2 separate regions of the Homo sapiens genome follow, and region 2 is linked to region 1. The links are chromatin loops, found by intact Hi-C in ENCODE. Cell type or tissue: Caco-2. All regions are shown on one strand. Links, peaks and the distances in the headings refer to the core of each region. The heading gives the core; the rest is flanking DNA. Region 1 overlaps GOT1-DT (GOT1 divergent transcript). Region 2 overlaps ENTPD7 (ectonucleoside triphosphate diphosphohydrolase 7).

Region 1 (15,522 bases), core at 8,763-13,762:
CTCTGGAATGTTAGAGATGTTTTGAATTCTAAGTTTGCCACTTACTAGCTTTGTGATTTGGGGCACATTGTCACCTCTCATGTTTTCTTACTACCTCTCTGAGTCTCTTTTGGGGACTCTTCCTTCTCTTTCCATTCCTGAAATGCTGGCACATCCCAGGCTGCTGGCCGAGGCCCTCTTTGGTCTTTCCTTGGTAATGTCATCTTCCCATAGCTTCAGTTCCCACTGCATGCGCATGGCACACATTGGCTCAGGCCAAATCTCCTCAGCTACATGCTTTGACTAATACCTAATGAATCTCCATAGACACATAGTAAAACCCTTTAAGGTGTTTTATAGGGTGCTTCTAAATCTGGGTCCAGTGTATCTTGATACAAAATATTTTACATATTTATGGGGTACATGTGATATTTTGTTACATGCATGGAATGCATAAGAAGTCAGGAGTATTTATCATTTGTAAGTGTTGGGAACATTTCAAGTCCTGGCTTTCAGCTATTTTGAAATATACAATACATTGTTGCTAACTATAGTCACCCTACTCTGCAACTGAATATTAGGACTTAATTCTTCTAACTGTAAGTCTATATCCATTGACCAACTTCCCTTCATCCCCCTGCCATCCCACACACCCTTCCCATCCAGTGTACCTTTTCAGTCTTGTTGCTGAAACCTCTCTTTCCTCTCCACTCTAATCATACCAAATCACTTTTCAGTTCTTTGACCATGTTATATGCTCTCTTAACTCTGGGGCTTTGCAACTGCTGTATCCTCAGCTGTGAGCCCCCTTTCTCCTGCTTTTGTGTTGGCTAATTTGTGCCCATATTTAGATCTCAGCTTAGACCTCACTTTTTCTGAGAAACCCCTCTTGATCCTCCTTGTCTAGGCTAGTGTGTTAGCACCTAACCTAGCAATTTCCTAGAACTGCTCTCCTCACACTGCACTGAATGGTTCATTTATACATTTGGATTGCTCTCAAGATTGTTATCACCATGAAAGCCAGACAGTTGTGAGTCCCTTGGTATCTGGGGGGAACTGGTTCCAGGACCCCTGCAGATACCAAAATATGGAGATGTTCAAGGCCCTTATATAAAATGGCATAGTATTTACATGTGGCCCATGCACATTCTCTCATCTACTTTAAATCATCTTTAATTACTTATAATGCTTAATACAATATAAATTCTATATAGATGGTTGCTATACTGTATTGCTATATTTTAATTGTAATTTTTAATTTTTTTTGTCTCAGATATTTTCAATCAGCAGTTGATTGAATTCATGGATGGGGAACCTGTAGATTGGGAAGACCAATTGTATTTGTCTTGTTTGTCACTGTATGCTTAGAGCATAACCCCTAATACTAGCACTTAATAGTCCCATAATAATTGTTGTATCAATTACTGTTATTATGAATATGAGCAAGGTGATATAATGGTTAAGAGTTGAACTCTGGTTTCAAATTTTAGTTCTTAACAGCTAATAAAAAGCAATTGGCTAAAATCAGCAGCTACTATGACAAAGTCATGTGGCAGCATCGGGCTCAGCAGGGACTTTATTGGGAGTTACCTTCCAGATGGGCATCTGAGAAGTTGGCACTGGGTGGTCTCTGGGAGGTGCTTCTGCTTCAGGGAGTGGTCTCTGGGGACTGTTGTTATCTTCAGAAGAACCCTGAAGATGAACTGGCTCTACCTTTAACAGGAACAGCTGCTGAGAACCAAGTCTGGGCTTGGCAGCCAGTGGGGAGGGGAGCTGCCCCAAGAGGTGCTTCTTGAGGGTGCTCTTAGGAACCCTGGCTAGAGGTGCTGCCCTGGGCAGCTGCAGATAGTAGCATTGCTTCTCAAAGGGGCCCCAGGATTACCTGCAGCCAGACTCACCTAGAGAGTTTGTTAAAAATGCCTATTCCTTGGCCCTGCTCCAGATCTTCTGAATCAGGATCTGTATTTTAAACATCTTTTTAGGCTGGGCACGGTGGCTCACGCCTGTAATCCCAGCACTTTGGAAGGCCAAGGTGAGCGGATCACGAGGTCAGGAGATCAAGACCATCCTGGCTAACATGGTGAAACCCCGTCTCCACTAAAAAATACAAAAAATCAGCCAGGCATGGTGGCAGGCACCTGTAGTCCCAGCTACTCGGGAGGCTGAGGCAAGAGAATGGCGTGAACCTGGGAGGCGGAGCTTGCAGTGAGCTGAGATCGTGCCACTGCACTCCAGCCTAGGCAACAGAGCGAGACTCCACCTCAAAAACAAACAAACAAACAAACCAAAAAAAAAACATGTTTTTAAACATCATTTTAAAAGTCTGCTTCACAGATTTTTCTGAGGTATGTTAAGATTATAAGATTGGAGAACCACTGACAGAGGCTGAGTTGAAGAGACCTTGAGATACCAATGCATCTCAGCCTCTGCTTTCTGGAGTGGAGAGGCATTTTTGTTTCATTACACTCCCCTTCCTGAAAATCCAGCAAAATCAGAGTCCCAGGCCCTCTGCGTGGAACCTCAGACTGACTTCTCAGATCTTAAATGGTTGCCAGCCCTCAAAGACCAGCTGGAGGATGTAGCCGGGAAGAGATGTTTGTAAATCAAAGTATAACTTTCTTTGAATTATTAGGCATTATATGTACTTTTCTGAGGAGAACATGAATGAGCATTTGGTTTGCAGGAACTGTCTTGTTAAAAATGATTTTCTTTTGCGAGAAATCTCAATTATGGTAGATGAGCCTTGGTCTGGATTCTTCCTGTTGGGTCCTTTGAGGGCGACAGGGCCATCCCGGCACATTTGGTTGAGGTGAGTGAAATGTTTTGTAGGTGACATCTACTCTCTGTATCTGTCAAACAAAGACGGATGAGCAGGGCCTCGGCTGCCGCGGGGGACATTACCGCCTTGGTTTTCCCATCAAACTTTGTCAGGCTTTGTAACTTGAAGAAATGAAACAGGAGCTGGAGAGGGACAGTTCCTAACGAGCTGTCAGCAGGGCCGCCACGGGCTGGAAGCCTCCCTCTCTGTCGGCCTGCCTCAGCCCTGACTTTGTTCCAATGCCATTAGGGCAAAATCCTTGATTTTCTCCTACAGAAAAAGAAGTGGCCTGGAGCTGAGAGGCACAGATTTATAAGTAGTTTCTCTCATTATGCACTTCCAATGCTTAATCACCATTTCAAAGAGGAAGAGCTATCACAGCAGACTTCGAGGATTTCTCCCTAGACAGGATGCAGATCCCTTCTCCTGCAGCTTAGTCAGTGTACTTTTCTCACTTGCCTGAAATGGAGGCGACCTAACCCTCAGCGAGGCTGAGTTGTAGATGGCTGTCTGTACCCGGTGATTTTTAGGGCTGGGCCGAGGAAGGATTTACAAAGTACTGACATCAAGATTCTTCTAGAAGTACAGTGCTTGCCTGGGTGAGTTTTCCAAGGGAGCAGAGAGGCTGTTAGAGTCAATGCCAAGCATAACGTTGGATAGGGAGGGTATCCAGAGAAGTCAGGGAAACACAGTTCCAGCCATCTTAGGGTCAAGAAGTGACAGGCTCCATAACAAAAGCCCTGCGTGTCCTAGGAGCTTTTGTTTTGAGTTTATATTTAGATTTGCTTTGTTTTTTTGTCAACCACTATATTATTTATTATATAATTATTCACTCAAAATTGTAATATTAAAATAATAGTTTAAATAGTCTATTATCCAGGATTATAGATGGTATGACAGCTGACAGCCCTGGAATATGTTTTGAATAGTTATGCAAGCAGTGCATGAATATGTTTTTGTTGTAAAATGTTTAGAGGTTTACACAGCAAAATGTCCCTTTCCCTTCCATTCCTATTCCCAGATGTAACCACTGTCAACAATTTGGTACATGTCCTTCAATAATCTTTCTAGACGTTTATGTATATGTGCATGTATATATGCACATAGCTTTTACATAAATGAGTTCATATATCACGTATTGTGCGTTTTGTTTTACTTAATAGTATATATCTTGGAGATGTTTCCACAGCAGTACATATAGGTCTGCCTCATTAATTTTAACAGTGCAGTATTGCATCATATGGATGTGCCCTACTTATGTAATCACTCACTAATTGGTGGACGTTAAAACTGTTTCCATTATGTTTGTTATTACAAACAATGTTGCCATGAGCCTTCAGGCATATACCTCCTTGTACACATATTTTGGCAGGACAGATTCCTGGAGGTAGCCTTGCAGGGTCAGTGGCAAAGCTCAAGCCATATTTTTCAAGCAATTTTTAGTCCCTTAGCATTTCTATGTTTGCTTATTACACAATGGATCTAACTCTCCTCATCTCAGGACTCATCTCTATCAATGGTTTTCAACTCTGACAGTATGTTAAGATTCACTTCCACTGAATCAGAATCTTTTGGGAATAGGGCTCAGGCTCTGGATTTTCAGAAAAATTTAGAAAATTCTGAAGTGCAGCAAGGATTAAGAATCATTGATCTAAACAAAATAAAACAGAACTCTAGAACATTTCAAGATAATATTTAATATAACCAATTATGGAAACAAATAGTCATTGATTAATCTTTAATTTACTCTTAAAAAGTTTGAATAAGTCAAGTTGTCCAGGTGCAAATAAATTTTATATTTAATAATTCTATTGCACTTTTATCTTTTGAAAATGCTTTCTTTTTTTAATTTTTTTTTTTTTTTGAGATGGAGTCTCACTCTGTCACCAAGCTGGAGTGCAGTGGCGCAATCTCGGCTCACTGCAACCTCTGCCTCCCAGGTTCAAGTGATTCTCCTGCCTCAGCCCCCCAAGTAGCTGGGACTACAGGTGTGTGCCACCATGCCCAGCTAATTTTTGTATTTTTAGTAGAGATGGGGTTTCACCATGTTGGCCAGGATGGTCTCGATCTCTTGACCTTGTGATCCGCCCATCTCAGCCTCCCAAAATGCTGGGATTACAGGCATGAGCCACCTCACCCAGCCAAAAACTAATAATAATAATAATAATAATTTTTTTTTAAATCTCAGAGCATCTTCCCTTCAAAGCTGTAAGCAGGGTGGGTCAGGAACGGCCTTGTCCATTTTACAGTCCAGGAAGCTCATGGGAGTAAAATGATGCTTCTTTATTTATTGTGCTTGGGAAAAATCTGAGGATCATCTTAAAATGCAGATCCTGATTTAGTAGGCCCAGGGTGGGGCCTGAGATTTTGCATTTCTAACAAGCGCCTGGGTGGCGCTATACTGCTGGTCTGAGGACCGATCTTTGATTAGAGCACCTAGATAAAAGTCAGCTCAATACAAGGGAGAAGGAAATTCCCTGGAAGAAACTATGTGTCATCGAAATGATAAATACTTGCCATAACAAAGAGGTGAAAGGAGAAGGAAATACAGGGTGGGGAAGGGTGGGAGACAAAGAGGCCCTTCCTCTACATCAGTTAAGCAAGGGTGTCCTTCATCTTAGGGTCCATTGCCTTAAACAGGGGCATGTCCTGAATATGACATTAAAGGCATTCTAAGCTATTGGTTGTCACACCATCTATAATTCTGAAACTTTTCCAATATTGTTTCTTGCCTCTGACTATATATAACCTTCCCTTCTGGGGGATCCTGATGGGGTTCATGGACCCTTTAGTTCTCATCGCACTGCTTTCCATGCCTCACTCACAGCCCAATCCTCCCTTGGGGGAACCAGAGGCCCCAGCTCTGAGCTTGACCTGTCTATGCCCATCACCTGCTCTTTTGACACAACGGTCTTCCAGAGGAGACTTTGCAGCCTAGCTCTGGCCCCCATGCCCATCACACATGAAGGAGATGCTGCGTGTCACTTGGGGATGTCCACGTACCACCAATGACAGAGCTGTCCTCTTTGGGCAGTGCCAGTATGTTTTCCTTTTAACCTTTAGAGATTCTTGTCCTATGTAGTATAAGAATAACAAACACAAATAGATGTTTCTGGTTCTACCTTCTCTTGATATTTGTGTCTTCCTTTAACTTGATAAAGATCTATGTTATTCTTACAGGAAATGTCTTATTCTTCACATTTCCCAACAGAAACACAAAGATAAAAGTACTTATATCTTATGAATGCAAATTAGATTTTTAAAGTGATGTTTTTGCCTTTTGGGAAAAAAGCTAGAAGCAATAATAAAATGACAAGACGATAAATTAAAAATATTATTTTTAATGGGCCATTTTCTCTTAAAAACATTGGCTGCCAACATGGACTCCAGAACTTTGTCGTATGTGCAAACTGTAAGGTCTAAGAGGTATAGCTGGGGTAGGAATTAGAAGTGGAATGCTATCCATGCTGGATGGAAGATTCTGAGGGGGAAAGAACTGGCCTCAACTAGATTAATTCCCTCTATTTTATGCTTTCATGGACTTTTTCCATGAAGATATGTGGCACTTACCATGGCTGTAATTTAGTAATCTCAGATTATTAAGATATGTAGCACTCAGATATGGCTACAGTTTAGTAATCTTAGTATTTCATTTGTGCAATACTGTTATTATCTGTTTCCCCATTAGATTTCAATCCGTGAAGAAAGGGATTTTGTCTTTTTGTTCATCATGTTATTCTTAGCACCTAGTGCAATGCTGGCGCATAGTAGGTGGTCAATAAATATTTATGGAATGAATGAATGAATGAATGAATGAATCATGAAAAAAAGAAACACTGGTATTGTTATGGAATGGAGTTAAACTAAGGTTAAAATAAAAACTGGCTGGGCGCGGTGGCTCAGGCCTGTAATCCCAGCACTTTGGGAGGCTGAGGTGGGCAGATCACCTGAGGTTGGGAGTTCGAGACCAGCCTGACCAACATGGAGAAACCCTGTCTACTAAAAATACAAAATTAGCCGGGTGTGGTGGCGCATGCCTGTGATCCCAGCTACTTGGGAGGCTGAGGCAGGAGAATCACCTGAACCCAGGAGGTGGAGATTGAGGTGAGCCGAGATCATGCCATTGCACTCTAGCCGGGGCAACAAGAGCAAAACTCCATCTCAAAAACAAAAACAAACAAAAAACAAAAACTAGCCAGCAGGGTGGGTTGTGCTTATAATTCCAGCTACTTGGGAGGCTGAGGTGGAAGGATTGCTTTTGCCCAGGAATTTGAGGCTGTGATAAGCTATGATCATGCCACTGCACTCCAGCCTGGCAACAGAGACTCCATCTTAAAACAAAAAAGCCTACAAAGCTTAGATACAAAAAAAAGATTCCTGATTGAAAAAGTTGGAGACTCATTGCTTTAGTTATGCAAAAGATTAAAATACACACAAACAACCTTACCCCTTTAAACAATTTTGACATTGTTATGTAATTCTCTGTAGGCCCTATGCCTCTTCCATTTCTAGAGCAAGATGTTTCTGTGTTTGGAACTTGGAAGTGTTGTCATGGAAATGAATATGATGTCAAAAAACAAATACAGTGATTTTATCATAGGAACAATGACCTCCCATGTTCTTTTTAAACACAACTATTAAACCAGTAATACACTAAAACATGATTTTAGAAATATGCTCTACCTCAAAGGGAAGTTGTGGGAATGATTTTTAGACATGATTTGATATCAAATATTCTGACTTTCTGGGGCAAAAGCATAATATAATTTCAAAAACAGTAACACTTTATGCATTCTTACATTTAGTAAGTTTTTACCGTGTGGGATGCAATATGGCACCATGGAGAAGTGACCCTGGAGGCAGACTGTGTTCATATCCCCACCATTGTCTAGCTGTGCCATCGTGGGCAAGTTACTTAATTGCTCTTTGCCTCAATTGCCTCATCTGTTAAATGGAATAATTAGACCACCTGCTTCACTTATACAACTTGAATGAGTTAGTGTTTGTGAAGAACTTAGAACAGTACCCAACATATAATAAGCACTATATAAATTCTTTTAAATAAACCTTTGTGATGTGTTAGACACGTATAAGTAGTGAACTAGTATCTATTAAACACTTGTTGCAGAACAAGTAATAATCATTAGGCAATTTTACATCTATTCTAATTAAAACTCGGATGCAAATATCCTCATTCATTCCTTCAGCCAATATTTATTGTCTGTTCGATGTCAGGAGCTGTTCTCGGTCTTTGGATACAGAATTGTGGGATTCATTTTTTTTCTTCAATTCTCAAGTTCAGGAGTACATGTGCAGGATGTGCAGGTTTGTTACATAGGTAAATGTGTGCCGTGGTGGTTTGCTGCATAGATCATCCTGTCACCTAGCTATTCAGCCAAGCATCCATTAGCTGTTCTTTCTGATGCCCTCCTTCCTCCTACTCCCACCCCTGACAGGCCCCAGTGTGTGTTATTCCCCTTCATGTATCCATGTGTTCTTCATCATTCAGCCCCACTTATGAGAACATGCAGTATTTGGCAGTATTTGGTTTTCTGTTCCTGCGTTAGTTTGCTACGGATAATGGGGATTCATATTTTTAAAAATCACTAATTTATTAACTAAGGAGCATCAATAGCTCCCCAGATTTCCAGATCAACTCTAAACTGTAGCACACCACATTGTTCTTTATTTAAAAATAGTTTCTCATAGTATCTGAAGTTTTAAGTTACTACACACATACATACTTTGCTTTGGAGAATTACTTTTTCCTGTCCTACTTCATTGTCATTGTTAGAAACTATCTAAATTTTCTATTCCTGTGAAGTGTCTCTCAAGCCTGTTTTTAAAAAATTTTTATTTATTTTTGTTGACTCAGCAGGTGACTTGTTACACACGCCTTAGTGGATTCGACTTCCATGGCCACTGTCCTGCTTCAAACCTGTCATTTTTATTTTCAATGAAAACTTGATTTTTTTTTAGGCTACAAAAATAATACATGTGTTTACTCTTTTTCTGTTAAAGCAAAGCTACAATGCATAACTGTATGCCTACATACCTATCTTTGAAAACTTGTATAAATTTCTTTAGGATAGATTCCTAGAGGAGAAATTGCTTGGTCAAATGGTATTATGTGCATTTTGACTGTTATTACCAAAATACAAGAAAAGGCTTTATTCATTGACAGTCTCCCCAATAGTGCATGTCATTGCTCTTTTCCCTCAACACTATTTTTTGAACATTTAAAATGTTTGTCAGTCTAATGGGTAAACATTGATAAATCAGCGTGGTTTCAATTTTATAATGAGGATGATTTTGGACATGTTTACTGGTTATTTGTATTTATTCTTTTCTGAATTTCTTTATATCCTAATTTTTCCACCAATACAATGAAGCTCTGACTATATAACAGATGTGACTAATAAGCATGTTGCAAATATTCTTCCATGTTATCACATATTTATTTATGGTGTCTATAGCCATGCAAAGTCAATTATTTTCTTTATAGCTTCTGAGATTGTGCCATGATTAGGAAAGTCTATTCTACCCTAATACTATGTTTCAAATATATTATTTTCCCTATATTGTTTAAAATATTTAAATCTTATATCCATCTATAATTTATTTTGTGCAAAGGAGAAACCAATTTTTTAATATATCAAACAAATCTGACATAATTGACGGTCACAACATCAGATGAAAATCTGTGCTTGAAAAGGTGCATTGTTTTTAAAAGAGTTAAATACAATCTTGCCATCTTGAGAGTTCCAGAACTCTCTACAGCCAATGCAAGGGCCTTTTCTAGGACAGTTTCCCGTCATACTCCAGGCCTCACACATACCGGCCAAATAAAAATGCTATTGTGATACCAATAGTGATTAGAAATAATACTTTATTTTCAGTAATTAACAAAAGTCAGATATCCTGAAAATCAAATAATTGGCAAGTGAGTTTATATTTTAACCTGATAATTTCCTTCTCATAAATGTTTAATTGTATGTTAGACATAAATCACTCAAGAAAGCATTTTATAGCGGCACCTTCTTTTCTGGCATCTATTTTCAGGTTTATAGAAAATGGCTAGGCCAGGCACAGTTGCTCATGCCTGTAATCCCACCACTTTGGGCTGCTGAGGCGGGTGGATCACTTGAGGTCTGGAGTTCTAGGCCAGTCTTGGCCAACATGGTAAAACACCATTTCTACTAAAAATACAAAAACTTGCCAGGCGTGGTGGCAGGCACATGTAATCCCAGCTACTCGGGAGGCTGAGGCAGGAGAATCACTTGAACCTGGGAGGCAGCAGTTGCAGTGAGCCAGGATGGTGCCACTGAACTCCAGCTTGGGCGACACAGCAAGACTCTGTCTCAAAAAAAAAGAATTCTGGATGAAAAAGTCCTAGAGATGTGTTGCACAACAATGTGCATATAGTAAACACTAATATACAGTATACTTAAAAATGATTAAGATGGTAAATACATGTTTTTTTACCACAATTTTAAAAAGAGTTAATTATGTCTTGTGGTTTATGTTTTTAATCAACCAACAAATATTTGAGTACCTAGATACCTTATTGTGGAGGATACCAAGAAGTGCAATTGATGGTTTCAGTTCTCAAGGAACTAGCAACCAAGTTGGGAGAAAATATTGAGTATACATAAAAGTTAATTAACAATCTCAGGCAATAGAATGATACCAAATGAGGAGAAGAGACATAAAGTCTTCTAGGCAGGAATCTTTTTGGGCTACAGTGATAGAAATATTCATTAGGTACTTAAATGGCTTTCAAACCATTTTAATACATATTTTCTAAATTGACCCTTTTAATAAATCTAGGAGGTATTATCTCCATTTAACAGATGAAATAAAAGCTCAGAGACTGTAATTTGCCCAACTTCACATGGCAGAGCTGGGAACTAGACTCAACGTCTTTCAGTGCTTATTCCTAGTGGGATTTATCTAAATTGGCATTGAAGATTTGCTGCCAAAAGAGTTTTCAGGGTTAAACAGAATCCAAATGTGCTAGGATTACCATGGTTTTGTATTTGCTAAAATTAGAATTATTCTGTCAGCTTGCTAAAGAGCATCAAGTAACTTTAGTAAAAAATAACAGATCATTTTTTCTTGCTGTTTACCGGTTAGGGAAACTCAAATCATACTGTGATAGAATGACGACGAGCATACAAGGCTTCAATTTCACTACTTATACACAGCCATTTAGCCAACTGCAGTCCCATGAAAGACATTCTTTACCCATCTTGTCTGACACCACTCCTTAAAGTCATAATACACATACTGTATTTGAGCTAGTTCTGACCTGACCCACGTATGACAGAGAGCAACACTAACACAGCAGAATAAAGGCAGTGAATAAGAATTTAGAAGCACTTATCAGGGCTAAGACTATATGAGTTACACACATTTTTTAAAACTACATCCTGCTATTTCAGTAGATTGACTTCTATCCAGAACGTGCAGGAGCATTAGGTCTGTTCATACAATAACCCTATCTGATTACCCAGGGTCAAGCTACTGTTTATCTTTACTAGACAGAACCCATATCCTGAGTGGGGGACCTCAAACCTTCCGTGTTTTTTGCATTACCTGGTGCACCACTTCCAGGTAATGCAGGCTCTGACATTCTTTATACATAATCACCTAAACCATAATAAAAATACTCCAATTTTTTGTTTTTTTTTAATGGTAAAAGTAAACACAGACACAGGGGTCAGGAGCTTTGCCTTTATTTTCCTTCTCAAGAGTGCTCAACATTTTGCAAAAGAAGGATAGTGCTGCCCTCTACTGCTCAATGTTGAAATATTATTAATAAACGAGGTTCCTACTAGCTTTGTGTACTAGATTACCACAATTTATTACACTGTTTTAAACGAACCCTTTAAGAGTTATTTAAAAGACTGTGTTCTTGGCAAACACATTGAATTTGTTTCCTTCATTATCTCTTCATATACCTTCATCTTGTACCAAAGAGTAGGATTTTAGGACACGACACAACCAAAAGAAGGACATTACAACTTTGGGGAAGAAAGCTTAACATGGCTCTAGAAGTAAGAGACTGTACTGGTGATCCATTTAAGGAGAAACGGGGCAAGGAGAGGAAATTTTCTTCTGACTTCAAGGTCTGTAGCCTTCCCATTCTTCTGTTATTTGGAGTGTCTTCATTTGTTTTTTTGCTAAGGCAATCCATTTCCTTCTTTCTGTTTCTTTGGAGAAGGCTGCTGCCCCAGGATGTGGAGAGAATAGTGTTTCTAAAACATTTTTCTATTCTTCAGAAAAAGATAATATAGCTATACAAAGGGCTATCATTAACATTTACATTTTAATTAATTATTAATAAAGTTGTCTTATTACCTTTAAATTGCCTTGAGATTTTATAGATCTCTACAAAGACTTCTTGGAGGGCTCTAGATATTTTGAAAATTGTGTTCTCTGTTTTCTTTTCCATTTGAAAAATATTTCGGAGTACATGCCTGCAAGGGGCCAGATCAGGCAGACTTCAAAGAGAGTTTGCCTAACCATTAGCACCCTACAGCAACCCAGGGACGAATTTCCTCATATGACAATAGTAAAAACAATAATTTCTATAACTGTGTTAAATGTGTGTATATCAACACTAAGCAAAATTCTTTTTAAAAGTAAATTACATATAAGAATATTAAAACTCAGACACATCAAGTAATTTACTCAAAGTTTCAAAACTATAAGAGGCAAAGCTAGAATTTGACTCCAGGCCCCAGCCTACGTACTGTTCTAGTATACCGCTAGTAATTTAATAAAAAAGCTAAACAAATCTCAAAGGCAAGTGCTTGTAAACAACATCTGTGATGATAATAACGGTCCCAGTTAATACCTGAGTACTAAGTGTCAAGTACAATTCAGTTTTGTATGAAATCATTTAATTAAATTAAATCATTTAATCCTCATAGCAATCCCATGAGGTAGAACTATTATTATTCCCAGATGAGGAAACTGAGGCATACAGAGGCAATCTAGTTCCAGAGGCCATGCTTTTAACCATTATGCTAAACTGTTTCTTAAGCAACATACGAAAACTATACAACACAATTTCTAAATGGTGCCATGGAACTTAGTCACGTTCAACAAGTAAGTAAAACCATCAGTAGTTTTCAGTCCTATTGATCTATCTGTTATACAAAGATTTCAGCAGCTTTAAATAAAGTTCTGCATATGTGGGTACTCAGTTCAGGAACTAACCTTAGACCGTGTCCACTCTATGCCCTTCTATGAGGTAGGAAACAGAAAAATACCCTCACTTGGTTCAATCCATGTGTGCGGATTATGGGAGGAGTCATACGTAAGGGAGGGAAGGAGAGAACTGAGGGAAGAGAAGGAGACATGATTCCATGAAGGCACACTCACGAAACAAGCCAGTGAATTTGAGAGGAGAGGTGATAAAGGATCACTTTCCTTAGGAAGAAGAGTAAACTCATTACAGTGGGAGAACAGCAACACCTCAGGAGCCCTATGCTTATCTTATCGCACACTATTTAGCCACACTGTGCCTCTATAACAGATCTCATACGGCTTTGGTTTTTAAAGAAACATTTGCTCAGCACACAACTCAGCTTCTAAATAATATCCTACCCATAGTGCCAGCACTCACCCAAATATAACGACTCCAAAGAATGACAAACTCATCCCTCCCCTGACTTTTTCCTAAGTTTAGACCTTCGGGTATTCAGGGGCAAGACTGAGTAAAATAAGCATGTGTGGCCTGGTGCAGTAGCTCACGCCTGTAATCTCAACACTTTGGGAGGCCGATTGCTTGGCCCAGGAGTTCGAGACCAGCTTGGCCAACACGGCGAAACCCCATCTCTACAAAAATTAGCTGCGCATGTTGGTGCACACCTGTGGTCCCAGCTACTTGAGAGGTTGAGGTGGGACAATCACCTGAGCCCAGGAGGCAGAGGTTGCAGTGAGCCAAGATCGTGCCACTGCACTCCAGCCTATGCAACAGAGTAAGGCTCTGTCTGAAAAAAACCCAAAACACCATCCACATGCAGATTTACTTACAGGTTCATGCAGTGCTCACTGCTCTTCTTGCCTGTCCAGCCCTGCAGGCTTCAGATTTCCAAGACAGTATGTTCTAAAGGAATTCATTCCAGGTGATGCTGTTGCTATATGGGTTCCCAGTTCCTCTTTTCCACTTCTTTTGAAGAAAAGGTTTCAGGGACAGGAGCAGGGGAAGGCAGAAGAAAGATGCTAGGAGGACTTCTGAACAGACAGTCATAAGGAAGGCAGGAGGCAGTGAGAACACCAGGCTCTTTCTCTTCTGACCCTTACTGCTCTTTCCCTGGACACTCACTTTATCTGGCTGCCTACCTGTCTGGGCAGCATCCAGCTCTTGAGTTGTTTGCTTGAATTATCCATTCAGCAAGGAGGCAGTGTTGAGTCAATTCTAAGCAATTCTAAATTTAAAGTGTTAAAATTAGCGATGACTTGGAAAGCATTCTGTTTATTTCAAGACTGGCATTAAATTAGAGGGGCAGCCTACAAGGCTCAAGACAGAAAGGTACTGCACTTAATCTCCAAGAACCTCACACTCCCTAGGAAAGCAGTTTGAGACTTGGATCCTACATAATATATAGGCTTCCTTCTCCCCCAGTAATTGCCTTTTAAAATTCAGAGCAGATATTGTGGGGACATGGAGAAAAACTGCACATGGCACCTTCTTTGTCCCTATCAGCATTGGCTTGATTATGGGGCGGCTTAGGATGTTAATAAATATTTGGTCTTCGCCAACATTGTTTAGGTAACCTAGGGTTGTTTTTCTCCCAGGGAATGACGTAGGGAGTGACCATGATATTGCTGGCCAACGCTGTGAAGATCATACTTTTAAATCAAATTCTGGGAAGGTTAGGCTATACAATGCCCCCCTCAGCAGTTGCCCTCTGCCCCTGCTTTTGGAAGCACTGAAAGTTCGTTGTCATTTGACCTTCAGTGTTGAACTTGTAATGCTTAAAATGTTATTAGTGAAACACTGTGGGCAGTTACCTTTAAAACCAGAGGCAATGTTTTGGAAAAGAAATAGATAACACAAAAAGTTGACGGATGTTATACAAAGTTCTTTGGCTTGTGTTTATTACTCTGAATGAAAATTCATTTTAAGATTTATAGTATTATCCAGTGGAGAGGGGCTGTGATATTGTTTTCTTCTGAAACACCAAGAGAATTGACTCTTCTACCATTTGTTGAAGGCTTAGTAAGTGCAAGAAACCTAGGGAGACTCACAGGTCCCTAGCCAAAAGAAGCTACATGGCCAACAAGCATATAAAATACTCAACATCACTAATCACTAGAGAAACCCAAATCAAAACTACAATGAGATATCATCTCACACCAGTCAGAATGGCTATTAATAAAAGTCAAGAAATAACAGATGCTGGTTTCTGGTGAGGTTGTGGAGAAAAGGGAATGCTTATACAATGCTGGTGGGAATGTAAATTAGTTCAGTAACCGCGGAAAGCAGTGTGGCGATTTCTCAAAGAACTTAAAACAGAATTACCATTCGACCCAACAATCCCAGTATTGGGTCTATACCCAAAAGAATATAAATCATTCTACCATAAAGATATATGTACATGTATGTTCACTGCAGCACTATTCACAATCGTAAAGACATGGCATCAACCTAAATGCCCATCACCAGTAGACTGAAGAAAATACGGTACATATACACCATGGACTACTAT
Region 2 (15,522 bases), core at 5,758-10,757, 260 kb before region 1:
CTGGGTGACAGCGTGAGGCCCTGTCTCCAAGAAAAAAAAAAAGGAACAGAGTCTTTGCATGCTTAATCCATGTTTATCTAATTTTAAAACAATACAAGACTGGTCATCTTTTTATCTACCAACCAAGGGTCAGTATACTTATTTTTATCTTAGTTTATTTCTAGGATGATCTTAATTTCTTTTTCCCTGTTTTATGAAGCATTTAGTTCCTTTCTGTTCCCAGTATGAAATTTATTTTTGAAGAATTCTACTTTTGTTTTCTTTAAAGCCAGGGACTTTTTCCCCTATTAATCTAATCCCAAAAATCAAAGGTGACGAAAAGAAAAGAAAATGCTCCCAGCCGTGGGAGCATATTCGTGGAAAGGACATTCAAGGCTACATGTAGGAAAGGGTAAAATATAAGAAAGATTCCATGCGGACCCTGATGAAGAGAAATCCTCATGCAATTTAATGGCTAAATGTGGAGGAGAAGCAAAGCTCTGGAAGGGTAGTGGGTGAAGATGTAATTATTATGGCTTTTCCTCTCGCTTCATTAATGGAAGTGCTGTTTGTGACTCAGCAGTCTCTTAATAGAGGTTCTGAAAGTTGCCAGATGGCTTATTAACAGATTGATCTATTCCAAATTTGCTCCCTTTCAGACATTCCAAGAGTCATAAATTGAGAAACTTCTATTTCTCAGAAATAATTAATAAGAACTTTGATTTTATTGCCTTTGCCCACTCTCCTGATTCTGTTCCCCTTTTCTTTAAAAACAACCCAAATACATTCCCCATACTACATACTGATTTTAGCAGTGAAATGAAAGAACTCTCTTTATATCTTCCTGTGTAAGGGCTCACAAAAACAGGCCCAGGGAACAGTGACCTAAAATCAGACAAATCCAGGTTCCCAGTCCCCATCACAGTTTCTCCATCCTACTAACACACTTAAGGCTCAAAAAGCAAAATTAATGCCCAAACAGCCTGTGAGGCACATAAAAATGGAAAAATTTTCTATCCTCATCATACCAGGCATCAGATAAGATACTAAAATCTTCCACAGACCATTCATTTAGAAGGGGTTCTAACCTTTAAAATCATGTACTAACATCATCAACACTACGACAGGGATCTTGGATCACACCCATGATGGCTTCTTTGTCAAGGAAGCAAGGAAGTTATATCATTTTGGTGCCTGGAAATTCCTATGTGGTCGATTGAACTGCAAAGATCTTGGATCCCTGTTAAAGGTTGTGGATCTCCACATAAATGATATCTCTGTTACAGAGAAAGAAGGGGCTGCTGCACTTGCTAGAATGTCTCTGGCTTTGTATCAGATGCTACAAATTTCATTTCAACCAGGCTTCCAGTGTGCCAAATGCCAAACTTCATGCTTTAGCAAGGGAAGAAAAGGTGAGATTCTAGGAACACACCAGACCTCTCAGAAGGAGTCGAAGCCTGCTTCACTTGGACAAAGCTTGGTCCCCCGTATTAGCACCAATCTCCTGTCATTTAGTTCCTCACAGATTAAATTATAGCTTCTCTCAGAGAAGACCTGGGTACGGAGAAGGAATTACGGTAGAAAGTAAAGTAGAAATTCCAAGGGCAAATATCCACAAGGTCAGACATCACAGCATCTGAGGCTATATAAGAAAGTGGAGGAATTCAATGAGCAGCAACTCGGGGGTGCTCAAGCTTCTCTAGTCCTGGTCCAGCCTCACGGCCCCACCTGTACTCCCATCATGGGCACCACCTCTTCAAGCCACAGCAAGTCCAATGGAGCTGAGGCTCGTGTTTGTCGGTGGTGAATTCGGCGTAGCCGCAGAAGGTATAGGAAGATGGCCAGTAGCACCACCAGGATACAGGCAAAGAAGAGATAGTGGTTGTATACAAAGGAGAGACGGAACCAGCTACCATGGGCTTGTCGGACACCTTCCTGCCGAAGATCCCTAGGGAAGAATTAAGAATTTGTAGGTGGAAAAAACTGTTAAGTTTCAAAGGGAGACATTTACTGATTTGAAAGGCCCAGTAGTGTTATCACATTTATTCCATCCACATAAACATTTTATGACACCAGCTCCACAGAGCAGGCAAAGCTGAAGAACATCCCCCGCCCCAGGAGCCCTTCTGTGTCTTCCTTCCCACGGCCCCCAGAAGGGACCTCCAGGCTTACACCCTCCAGAATCTAAGCCAAGATGGGAAGGCCTTTGAAATTGAATCCCAAAAAATGAACAGAAAGGCTAGATTGATCACCTGTAACATAAGTCTTAAAATATGGCTTATAAATACAGTACTAATGAGAATAGGGTATCCCCTGAATCCAATAAAGAAATCAGAGTGTGTGTGTCTAAATCCTTTTTTTAAAGTTGCTATGCAGCCAAGTGCAGTGGCACATGCTTGTAATCAAAGCACTTTGGGAGGCCAGGCCAGGAGAATTGCTTGAAGCCAGGAGTTCAAAACCAGCCTGGTCAACATAACAAGACCCCATCTCTGCAAAAGAAAAATCAAAAAATTAGCTGGGCATGGTGGCGAGCACCTGTATTCCCAGCTACTCAGAAGGCTGAGGCAGGAGAATCACTTGAGCCCAGGAGTTCAAGGTTGCAGTGAGCTATGAACACGGCACTGCCACCACACTCAGCCTGGGCAACAGAGCAAGACCCTGTCTCAAAAAAATAATAAAAAATAAAGGTACTATGTTTCCTTAGGATCTAGGATATATCTAAATAAAGCTGTTACCTGATCAACTGTATTACAGTCAGATAAAAATAAGGCGATATGAAAACCAAGTGTAATGGTCCACCTGGCTAGAACAGAAGCCACTCTTCAGCAGTCCAGATCCAGATCTAGTTTTGTCTGGTTTGACCTGCAGTGTTCTTCTAGAATGCGAATCTCTAAACTGAAAGACTTCATAAAAAATATGGATTTCTGACTTTTCTGGACAGATGAGAACTGGCAAATGCTGGGACAGTGCTTGTGTGTGACAGTAACCAGCCCATTAACTGGGATACATGCTCCAGTTGTGGGCAACCCCCACCTAGCCCACTTCCCTCACTTCTGTCGCCTGCCTGGCTGCTGACGGTATTGAGTTTAGAGGAACAGACATCAAAGATACAAAATTCATCTGAGTTTATCTGAAATAGTCCAGGGTACAGGTACCTAAAAATTGTCCCAAATATCTGACAGTACATAAAAGTAAGGTATCAGGCTACCAGAGTTTGATGAAAGTAGCCCCACTAAAAACATCTCACGTCCTTTATTCTAATTCTGACCCACCAAAAAGCCTTCTAAGTCAATGACACAATGTCTGGAGTGCCTCTGTATGTTATGAAAGATTGCTCTAGACATCCTACCCCTGTTCTTTAGTCAGATGTGTTTTCCAGGGTAACCCAAGAATGACATTTTAGCTTGTCAGTATCTTGGAAGTGATTAGTAAGAGCTCAGTCCTAAAGACTGGTTTGTTGTGAGTAAACAAATAAAGCTGGATTTCTGAAACAGCAAAGCTGAGACTCCAGACCAGTAATGCTCAACCTTCTTTCTGTTCGAGCATGCCTGGTAGTAACAGTGGCTCACATGGAAGTAAAGGAGTTTGTTTTTGTGAGGGGGTAGAGAGGAAGGTCACTTAAGACCTATTCTAAGCTGGTTAAAAAAAAAAAGAAAGAAACCGATTCTGAGGCATCAACTGATATCCTCTGAGCTCAAGATACCAGATTGGTCAGTCTTACTTTACCTGAGTGGTAAGAATCGTGTTTTATATAGAATGGCTCCCAGCGTCCACTGAACCTCTCGGTCATACACCAGCTGGGCTGTCCGCAGGTTTGGGTAGTCATAGGGAAAGTGGAATCCTTCATGTAAGACTTGGTACATCCAAGCCGATTTAAAACACTGATATCTGTGTGACAAAAATAATTAAATTTTAAAAAAAGAGAAAAGAATTCTAATACTTTCCTTTGCAATAAGCCACTCCGTATTCCCACAAGTTATTAAAAGACCTACCTCCTCCCGCTTCACCTTCCTCACCTCTAAGTGGGTTATTTCTAAGTCAGCCTACTTATCTTGTGTTTACCACAAAGGCAATAATGATACTGTGGCTGTGTTTTTCTTTTTCTTTTTTTTAAGAGTCCCTATCTTCAGAGAGCATATTAAAATATCTACAAATGTAATTATAGGATGTTTGGGATTAGCTTCAAAACAACCCAGTTGAAGTAAGAGGGGGATTGTGGATGGGAAAACAGATAAAAACAAGATGGGCCAGGAGCTGATAAATGTTAGTAGGAAAGCAGGGTGACAGGTACACAGGAGTTGATTACACTATTCTAGTTTTGTTTATGTTAAAACAATTTTTGTTTTTTTTTGAGACAGAGTCTCACTCTGTCACCCACGCTGGAGTGCAGTGGCGCGATCTCAGCTCACTACAACCTCCACCTCCTGGGTTCAAGCAATTCTCCCTGCCTCAGCCTCCCGAGTAGCTGGGATTACAGGCACCTGCCACCAAACCCTGCTAATTTTTGTATTTTTAGTGGAGACAGGGTTTCGCCATGTTAGCCAGGCTGGTCTTGAACTCCTGAACTCAGGTGATCCACCCACCTCAGCCTCCCAAAGCACTAGGATTACAGGTGTGAGCCACCATGCCCGGCAATTTTAAACAATTTTTAACTAAAACATTTAAAAATGAAAGGACCAATGAACCATACTGGCAAAATGTTATTTGTTGAAGCTGTGTGATAGTTACATGAGGGTTTATGTTGCTATTCTCTCTACTTTTCTATATGTTTGATATTATCTATAATACAAAGTTAAAAAAAAAATCACTTTTGGCCGGGCCCGGTGGCTCATACCTGTAATCCTAGCACTCTGGGAGGGCGAGGCAGGCGGATCACTTGAGCTCAGGAGTTCAAGACCAGCCTGGCAACATTGCGAAACCCCGTCTCTACAAAAAAATACAAAAATTGGCCAGGCATGGTGGCACGTGCCTATAGTCCCAGCTACTTGGGGGGCTGAGGCAGGAGAATCGCTGGAACCCAGGAGGCGGAGGTTGCAGTGAGCTAAGATCATGCCACTGCACTCCAGCCTGGGCAACAAAGTGAGACTCTGTCTCAAAAAAAAAAAAAAATCACTTTTGTTGTCAAATCACTTGTTGAGAACTCTGTTTGGTAACCACTGATTTCTTCTGGCTTTGCTATAATAGGCTCACTATTTTGGCCCCTATCCCTGAGAAAATCAAGTCTGGAATAATCAAATGCTCCCTCAACATGAAATCTAATCTGCATTATTGCTCACTCTCCATTATAATCTGCCATCTAGATTTTAAGTCCACATCTAAGGAGGAAAGGGAAGTAACTTACTTGAGTCGATGCTCATCTGCATGTGATGAAAAGAGGCCATTCTTGAATCTCTGAGTTAGTACCGACCAAGCCATGCCACAGTAATCCTGGATCAACCACAGAGAAATAGTGCAACATGAATTTGGAGGCAAACTCTCTACCTTCCCCACAGTCACAGCTGTTCCATTTCTAAAGTTACTTGTGGGCTACCAGCTGACAAAGGAAAACAGAAATGGTGTGTTCATTCACTAAACACTGCGTCATACCCCTGTTTATTCCCGTCATCCCATGTCTAGCACCAAGCCAGCTTGATGTGGCTTCTGAGCCTCTTAGGCTTCAGAGGGGCTGAGGTTAGGACTAACAAATAGCAACGTCAAAAGACAAAGATAGTTTCATTCTACTCCACATAGGACTGACATGAGCAGGGAGAGCAGATGGAAGAGGATGGTTAGAAACCTGTCATTGGCCTCCCTCGGTGTTGTAATTCTCACCAAAATAATCATTCCTTTTGGTTTGTATGTCTGCTATGTGCCAGGTGCTGTTCTAGATGCCAGGGAATCATGCAGTAAATAAAACAGACAAAAATTCCTGTCCTCAGGAAGCTTACATTCTAGTGGTAGGAGACAGACAATAAACACACACACACACACACACACACACACACATACACACACACACACACACACGGTACGTTGGATAACATAAATGCTCAGGGAAAAATAAAGCAGGAAAGGGCAACAGGTAATATGGGGAGCGTTGTCATTTTGGATAGAGTGGTCCCAGAAGGTGGCTCTGGGAAGATAACGTTTGAGTCAAAGTTAAAAAGGTAAGGGAAAAAAATCGCTTTTACCTGGAAAAGATAATATGTTAAGCCCAATAACTTGAGCCTTTTGGTGTTCAAGGGAATAGAATTTGAAGAAGTTTTGAGATAAGAGAAAGAGTCAGGCCATGGATAGTTAGGGAGCTCTGGGCTCCAGAAAAACAGGGAGCGTGAAGGTCGTCCTGGAGGCTGGAGAGAAAGGAGCAAATACAAACCAGGTGTCCCACAGTATTTCTTAAGGACTGTCTTTTGGGAACAGAACAGTACAGATACTGCAGATATTATTTTGCTGGAAGCCTTACACTAAGAGAACCCTAGAGAATTGTAAGAAAGAAAGAGAAAGGTAGGCAGGGAAGAAGGAGGGAAGGGAGGGAGGGAGGGAAATATGAGGAGAGGCTGGGTACGGTGACTCACGCCTGTAATCTCAGCACTTTGGGGGGCCAAGGCGGGCAGATCACCTGAGGCCAGGAGTTCCAAACCAGCCTGGCCAACATGGCAAAACCCCATCTCTATTAAAAATAATAAAAATTAGCCAGGCATGGTGGTGGGCATCTGTAATCCCAGCTACTCGGGAGGCTGAGGCAGGAGAATCACTTGAACCCGGAAGGCAGAGGTTGCAGTGAGCTGAGATCATGCCAATGCACTCCAGCCTGGGCTACAGAGCGAGACCCCATCTCAAGAAAAAAAGAAATATGAGGACAGATTCTCCCATTCGTTTCTCTGATGAAAAAGATAGAGACACGCAACAATTCAAAGAGATGGCCCTAAATAAAGCAGAAAATGATAGAAAGCTGGCTAAACTTTCATCTGTCCAGGTACCAATGATTTAAACTTATATGATGCTTAAGTCCTATATATGCTCAGAGTGAATTTTTACTCCTCTATTTTAAATCTAAACAAACTTCCACCATCATTGCTTTTTACAACATCTAATATTCCCAGGGACCCCATACCACTCTGCCTCTTAATACCTCAACCCAAAAGAAAGATGGGCTTGCCCCTCTGGGTGATATCATCTCCAAAAGCACATTACAACAGAAAATAGCTAGCAAGAGGAAAAATACTGGAGGTGACATTTCTTGGGCATAAACATTAAACAAGACTATTGGAAAGTTGGAAGAAAAACCATTAGCCAACACAAAAATTTTATGCCTGGGTAATAATTTGGGTGGTATGACATCCATGGAAAATAAATTTAGTTAATTAGAAGGCAGTACAGCATAGCTAGATCCTTAAGTTCTCTGTCCACTTCCTCATCTGTAAAATGAGTGTTCAAAGGGCTCCTGCAAAGAACAAGTGAGATTCTGTATGCAAAGCCCTTTGCACAGCACCTGGCACAGAGTGAGGCATTCAATAAATGGCTGCTGCCAGCATAAGCCATGTTTATCATTAATAATTTACCTGAGCAGCCTTGGCAAATGTTGGCCCATGGTAGCGGCCACCAATGCGCAACACATCCTCTGTACAATAAAAAAACTCAGAGAAGCCGTAGAACTCGCTGTTGTTGAAGTCAATAGGCGATTGATATATGCCATTGAGTGAGGCCTGGCTGGTGTTGGAGCGAGCCAGCAGGGGGCTCAGCATTGCCCCACAAGACACCCAGTCTCCTCTTCCTCGGACATGTAAGACTTGGCTGTTCCTCTCCACCACATCTGTGAGTCCCACTGGCAGGCAGGGATCCAGAAATGGATTGTCGGGACTCAGACCTGTCTTCTGACCAAGCAATCTGCCACAATGACAAAAACAAACAAACAAACAAACACGTCATGCCTGTATTCAACCTAGTCTAAGAAACACAATGTGCATCAGAAATATCTTACTACTGGTTTTCATGATATCTCTAGAAACGAGGATGGAGTGCAATTTCATCACATAAACATTTAACTTCAGCAAGTTAAATTTAGAAAAAAAAGAGAGGAATATGGTGATCAATTCTGTTCGACATTTTAGTCAACATGTGTATTTCCTAGTCTGTAGTGAAATTGGAGATGTGAATCTGCTGTTCTCCATCTGGTCTTCATTCCCACGTACCTCCTAAAAGTGCAAGGACCTTATCGTGCGGAGTGTGGTTCTAATGTTTAAAAATACAACTGGTAGGGGGTGAGGTGGGAAGGACTGTGGGGAGAGATTCCTGAAGAGCAGACCACGGCAGTGGCCCATGTGCAATGGCTGGCAATGGTGATGGAGCCCATGCCTGCCTCTGAATGAGCAGTGCTGGAACAGAACAGGCACAGCACCAGCTCCAGGAAGCCACCTGCAGAGCCTGGAGCCTCTGAGTGGGGAGAAGACTGGAAAGCTTTGATTCCCACCATGGCCGTAACACAGGTCCAGTTATTTTGAGTTTATACTTGCCTAGCAACCATATTCTCATTCCTCAAAATGATGAGTATGAAGATCTGTCCAAGGACAGAAATTAAGTTGGGGTCCAAGTAACTTTGCCAATTGCAGTTAATTATTCATCAGTTCCTAAACAGACAGATGTTGAAGAGTGGACTTCTTAGAATGAGGATGCGCCCACAGGTGTAAAGACCGAGGGTGAGAATGGAATGAGGCAGTACAACAGAACACTTTACAACAACTGGAACCGACTATTTTAAGGATGTGACACCAACTGTAAGGAAAACTCAGAAAATTGTTATTGAGAAGAGACAATGATCATTTTGCCATCTCAGGAAATAGGTTAATAGACTGGCAGCTACACAAGATATGCCTTTTACTCATCAGTCACCTGATGTAGGTGACTTAGCTACTTGGCAAGAAAATACCAACGCATGGGAAGAAGATGCAGTCTGGCAAGAAGTAGTTTGGAGGCAGCAGAAAACAGCAGACAGAAAAGAAAGGAGTAGAACAAAAGAAGAAAATGGAAAAGGAAGCACAGCAGCTAATGAAGAAGGAAAACCAAAACTGGTGTGAAACTTTCAAAACAAATGATCTTCAAACATCATGGTGCCTGCAGGAGACATCTGAGCACCTCAACCCAAGCAATGTTTGTATAGATTTAGGAGTACTTTCAGAATACAAACACACCACTTGATTTTAATGCATTAGTCAATCATCCAGGGCACCAGGATTCTCCCAAAGCACCTTGAACTCCTAGAGACTAAGACTTACAAAAACAAAATAGACTTATGGGACAATATTTTCTTCAACATGCCGTAAATATAAGATAATTGATTGCTGTGGATAAATTATTACAAACGGGGTATACCAGTACTTCTTCAAGCTAGTGTTCGTAGCTAAATGGTTAAGTATACGTAGGTAAGTGTGTTGTTTGCTTAGTATCAGCCCTGCCCTTTCATCTGTGGTCCTTCTCTCCGTGACTGGGTTTCTCACCCTTCTGGTTACCTAGGCTAGACCCTCAGCACTGCTGGCCATCCTCCCTGCCCTACCTACGCCACCACAATCAATCACCCAATTACTTAAACTGGTTTCATTCCAAAATTTTGTGTAAATTTAATGATGGAAAAGAACTCTGCTTTCTCTTATGCTTTCCTTCAGTGTGCTTAATGATAAAATAAATAATTTTACAGACTTAAAAAACAAAAAAGAAACAAGAAATCCCACCACTGTTTGTACATTAAGGTCTAACTACTTCATCTGGTACTCAAATGAAGAATCTGTGATCTGTCCAATGCTAAAGGAAAAACTGACTATTATGAATTTGATGAGAGACCATTTTAAAAGTTAATTTTAACTATGCTTGCTTTTTATCTTTTAGACATACTACAGAACTGAACTCTCACAAAAGATGCAACTGCACTGTAATTCAACAAACATGTCTTGAACACTTCCATGCAGAAGGAACTGCTAGCAGCTACACTATATATTGTACATTTTAAACTGGCAATTTAATTCATCTCCCTTTTCCCATGATGTTAGGTCTGAATATGGGAAACAGCAAGAGATCACAATAAGCTACTGTACTTTATGAGTCCTAATAACAAAGATCAGAATGCACCCTCACCCAGAGTGGGACTGCTAATAGAGGTCTTTAAGAGATGCTACCCCATTGGCAGGGGTAGTCAGAAAGAAGGAGGAAGCAGGGACTTATCTGTCTTAGGAGGATGTGAGTATTTCTCCCTAATATCTGCAGCCTGACATTATATTTCAGAAACTCAGATCCCATATCAAATGTACCTGTTTTTGTTAAGAGTTTCATTCAGAACAAGGTCTTCGTAGCGCTGCCGGGCAAAGTTGCCTCCGAAACCCAGAAAAGTTGTGACATAAACCCTGTACACGTGTTCAGTGTGTTGCACATCACAGCCCAGGTTGAACTCAGCCAGCAGGATCTTGGCAGCTTCTTCCTATAATACAATACCAAGAGAAAAAGGGAATTTTAGTTTTGGTTGCCTTCTAGAAAGCTATGACATTGCTAATACACGAGGCTTCATTTCTATGACTACTCTTTAAAACATCTTAAGCATTCTTTCATCCTCATAGCATTATTTTAAACAAAGACACAAAATGACAAGACTGCACTAAAAGGTACAAATTAGACACTAAATTAAGAACTAAATATGAAATTAGAAACCCAAAACACTATCTGTAGTTATATAGGAGGTAGAATTACTACAGATATCATTTTCTCACATGTATTTTTCTGTATTTTCCAATTCCCTCAATGGGAATGTGTTATTTTAATAGGAAAACATCCTTTAATAAAAATAAATTTAAGGAACTCTGTGGATCATCATAAGATCTATTCTGTGGCCTTTTCTTTTTCTTTTCTTTTTTTTTTTGAGACAGAGTCTCACTGTGTCACCAGGCTGGAGTGCAGTGGCATGCTCTCGGCTCACTGCAACCTCCGCCTCCCGGGTTCAAGCAATTCTGCTGCCTCAGCCTCCTGAGTAGTTGGGACTACAGGCACGTGCCACCATGCCCAGCTAATTTTTGTATTTTTAGTGGAGACGGGTTTCACCATGTTGGCCAGGATGTTCTCGATCTCTTGACCTCATGATCAGCCCTTCTCAGCCTCCCAAAGTGCTGGGATTACAGGTGTGAGCCACTGTGCCCGGTTCTGTGGCCTTTTCTAACATTATCCAAGAAGCCCTAAGGTTCCTTATGACAGGTTTGGGGATTGGGAAAGTTCAATTTTATTGTACCGCCAATGAAAAGGTGCTATATTTTTTTCTTGAACCTCAAGGGCAGAGGCTGAATTAATCATATTCCTCAGCTCATTCCACATTATCATGGCAAAGCCTCTCTTTTGCTTTATTTATTTATTCTCTTTTATCTTCATACTTAATCTCATTCCATTCTCTGCCATGGGCAACCATTCTAATGTGTTATGTATAATTTTTGTATATATGTATTATTATAAAATGAGGATTCTTGTTTTGAATGTATTTCTTTTTAATTTGTGAAAAATACCATTGTGCCCTGCAATTTCACTCCAAGGTACATACCAAGAGATCCAAAAACTGGGGTGGGCATGGTGGCTCATGCCTATAATCCCAGCACTTTGGGAGGCCAAGGAGGGTGGATCACTTGAGGCCAGGAGTTCGAGACCAGCCTGGCCAACATGGTGAAACTCCGTCTCTACTAAAAATACAAAAATTAGCCAGGCATGGTGGTGGGTGCCTGTAATCCCAGCTACTCAGGAGGCTGAGGCAGGAGAATCGCTTGAACCTGGGAGGCAGAGGTTGCAGTGAGCCGAGATCGTGCCATGGCACTCCAGCCTGAGTGACAAGAGTGAAACCCCATCTCAAAAAAAAAAAAAAACAAAAAAACTTATGTACATAGAAAAATGTGTATATGAATGTTCACAGCAGCACTGTGCATAATAGCCAAAAAGGGAAAACCACTGAAATGTTCATCAGCTGATAAATGGATAAACAAAATACAGCATGGTTGGTCATACAATGGAATGCTGTTTAGCCATTAAAAAGGAATGAAATACCCATACCACGAGATGGCTGAACCTTGAAAACATTTTGCTAAATAAAAGAAGCCAGACATAAAACACCACATATTGTATGATTTCATTTATACAAAATGTCCGGAATAGGCAAATCCACTGGAGAGAGAAAGTAGATGAATAGTTGTCAGGGGTAGGGAGAGGAGAGAATGAGGAGTGACTGCTAATGGGAAATGAGTGGGGAGTGAATATGGGGTTTCTTTTTGGGGCGATGAAATGTTCTGGAATTCAATAGTGGTGGCTGCACAACTTTGTGAATGTACATAACTTTGTGAGTTGTACAAAAAAATATATTAGGCATTCAGGATTATTTAAAATGTTTTAAATGCCATTGTCTCACAGTTTCTTTCATTTTTACCAAGCACTAAGATTCATCTTGAAGAGCCATTATATTGCTATGTGTAGTTACTATTTTTTTTTTTTTTGAGATGGGGTCTCACTCTGTCACCCAGGCTGGAATGCAGTGGTGCGATCTTGGCTCACTGCAACTTCTGCCTCCCAGGTTCAAGCGATTCTCCTGCCTCAGCCTCCTGAGTAGCAGGGTTAGAGGTGCCTGCCCACCCTGCCCAGCTAATTTTTGTATTTTTAGTAGAGACGGGGTTTCACCATGTTGGCCAGACTGGTCCTAAACTCCTGACCTCAGGTGATCCACCCGCCTTGGCTTCCCAAAGTGCTGGGATTACAGGCGTCAGCCACCGTGCCCGGCCTGCTATATGTAAATCTAATTTGTTGCTTGCAAGTATGCATTCCGTACCAGTGTTGCTTTCCATAACCATGTTCCTTTCTAAATCTGCACACACACAAAAGTCATTTCTTTAAGACTTGAAGCCCCAGTCCCGCTTGTCACCTATTTCTTAGTATCAGATCCATGCCTTCGTTTTACCTGTTAAATACATACTAACGAATATAGACTAAAAAGTATCACAACCTAGTTAGTCCCCCACATTTCCAACCCCAGCATGAAATTCTCTGCTGACTGCTAAACTCACATTTCCAACAGTCCTGTGGATATTCTGACATATATGTTCCTTGGGTATCTTAAACTCAATATATCCAAAATTGAAGTCATTAGTTTTACAACTTCTGAACTAGAAGACCAGATAGACGCTCTCATCCAGATCTCTCAGGACAATACTGTTTGCTTAATATCACCCCTGCCCTTACCCCTGTTGCTCTTCTCTCAGTTACTGGGTTCCTCAGTCTTCTGGTTATCTAGGATAGATCCTCAGCACTGCTGGCCATCCTCCCACCCTACTCACACTACCACAATCAATCGCTCAATTACATTGGGTTTTCACTCCAAACTATCCCCTGAAATCTGTCCCCTCCCTTTCATTTCCACTTACTTTGTCTAACTCAGCCCTTTATTACTTCTCACTCAAGGTTCCGTGACCTATATTCTTTCTCCTACTGACACAAAAATTTTTTCACTACAAAAAGATCAGATCACAGTCACACAACTGACATCATCACAAAATTCAGAGCTGAGAAGGACCTTCACAGTTTAATTATTTTATAAATGAAACTGAGGCCCATGTGACTGCCTTACTCAAAAACTTTTGGTGGTTTTCCACTATCTATGGAAATAAAAGCCAGTCCCCTTATGATAGCACTCAATACTGCTCATGATTTAGCTCCATCTTATCTTCCCAGTCTTAACTACTAGCACACCTGAAAATCCTATACTGCAAAAGGCTATTCGTCATTCCCTGGACATTCTGGCCTCTGTGCTGCTTTTTCTGTGCCTTTGTATATAGTGTTCCCTCCATGCAGGTGGCCTTCCCTCAGCCTCCACTCTGCAAAAAAAAAAAAGCCTACTCTCATCCAAGGCCCAGGTAAATACTTTACCTTCCATGAAGCAAGAATGGCTCCCATTCAACTTTGCAAGCTAAGTTGGCTGCCAGTCCCCATATTGCCACAGCTCTCTGTTTAAACCAGATGTTCTCAATGATGGGCAATTTCCACCCTGCCCCACACATCTGGTAATGTCTGGAGACACTTTTGATTGTCACAACTGGAAGGGGGAGGGTTGTTACTGACATCTGGTATAGGCAAGAGATATCATATGATGCATGGGATAACCCCTGATGACAAAGAATTATCTGACCCAAAATGTCAAGAGTGCCAACGATGAGAAGCCCTGGTTTAGATCAAGTTAAGCACTGCTACAGTCTCCCTGATATCACAAGCTGTCTCCACTGACAGATAAATTATAAGTTTTTAGGGACAGTGTAACTCACATGTCTATTCCTTGTACATAATATTGTCTATTCCTTGCACATAATGGGTGTACATAATAGGTGTACATAATGGCTGTACAAAAAGTGTCTGTGTAGGATGAAACTTCTCCCTCAAAATACATTCTTTACATTCTAGTGGGGTAAGGATTATTAGAAGGCCCAGAATGGAATCATCAGTAAGGGGAAAGGGAATAACATTTATTGAACAATAGATATGTATCAAATACTGTGCTCCAGAATGTAAATGCATTATCATGTTTATCCTCAGCAATGGCAGGAGATACCTAGTATAGTTATAATTGTTAAAATGTATTGAACACTTATGCTGGACAGTTTGCTAAATGCTTTACAAACATGGTATTATTTCATCCTCATAACTTTATGAGGTAGATACTATTATTATTCCTTTTTCACACAGGAGGAAGCTGAGGCTCAGAGAGGTAACCTACTCAAGATAACGCAAGCTAGCAAGTATCTGAACAAATATTTAGAGCCAGGTAGGTTGGTCTAAGTCCAAAGACAGTGTCCTTCCTTCTCAAATACTAGCATTCCTAGCAACTAAATTTCCCTAAAAGGTAAAGTACCTGCTTTGCAGGAAGGACAGAGGTTGAGGTAGGAACTTCATAAGCAATTTGGAGAGAGGCTCCTCCCATATCCAGTATCCCTACTGTCCTTCTCCGTCCTGCTGCCAATTCCTGGGTAGCCTCAGCATCTGATTCTGAAATAAATAAGAGAACAAAAAGGCCCTAGTAATTAAAAAATAAAATTAAGTCAAACCCCCAAAACAGCAATCCCTTGAAAATTTGAAAGCAGGCAGGTGCCATGGCTCACACCTGTAATCCCAAAACACTGGGAGGCCAAGGTGGGAGGATTATGTGAGCCGAGGAGTTCAAGACCAGCCTAGGCAACATAGTGAGACACTCTCATAAAAAAAAAAAATTTTTTTTAATTAGCTGGGCATGGTGGTGCACACCTGTAGTCCCAGCTACTCAGGAGGCTGAGGCCAGAGGATCATTTGTGCCCAAGAGTTTGAGGCTGCAGTGAGCTATTATCGCACCACTAAACTCTAGCCTCAGTGACAGAGAACCTGTCTCAAAATAAAAAAAAGAAAGCAAACAAGTATACTAACTGAATCAACTATATATTACACAAAGAATAATTCTTGTGAATTACTTAAACATGACATTTTGACTACGTATCCCTAGTAGGATATAGCCTAAGGACAAAAGAAACAAATATCTTAAGC

Evidence for each region. Hi-C counts contacts between places; a loop is a spot of excess contacts. Peaks named below come from ENCODE experiments on the same cell type or tissue, not always from the same donor. Only the 100,000 strongest peaks of a DNase experiment are listed, where the experiment ranks them.
Region 2: it touches region 1 in a loop (3.0-fold over the local background); 6 of 110 quality-filtered maps call a loop at or near these places.

The regions. Positions count from the first base shown.
Region 1 is chr10:99,432,262-99,447,783 of GRCh38, reverse strand. GOT1-DT (GOT1 divergent transcript) reads right to left here. Exons shown (of 5, transcript NR_183993.1): 2 at 14,153-14,238; 3 at 13,844-14,044. Among named protein-coding and RNA genes, the nearest start is that of GOT1-DT, 9.1 kb to the right of the region's middle. In Caco-2, for the core only: a CTCF peak has its summit at 11,591 (motif pointing left); no DNase peak of the experiment used is centred there.
Region 2 is chr10:99,690,857-99,706,378 of GRCh38, reverse strand. ENTPD7 (ectonucleoside triphosphate diphosphohydrolase 7) reads right to left here. Exons shown (of 13, transcript NM_020354.5): 8 at 14,861-14,994; 9 at 10,257-10,423; 10 at 7,521-7,845; 11 at 5,321-5,406; 12 at 3,706-3,867; 13 at 1-1,927. The coding sequence ends at 1,696. It also overlaps a transcript of COX15 not described here and the pseudogene EBAG9P1. Among named protein-coding and RNA genes, the nearest start is that of COX15, 34 kb to the left of the region's middle. In Caco-2, for the core only: a CTCF peak has its summit at 7,757; no DNase peak of the experiment used is centred there.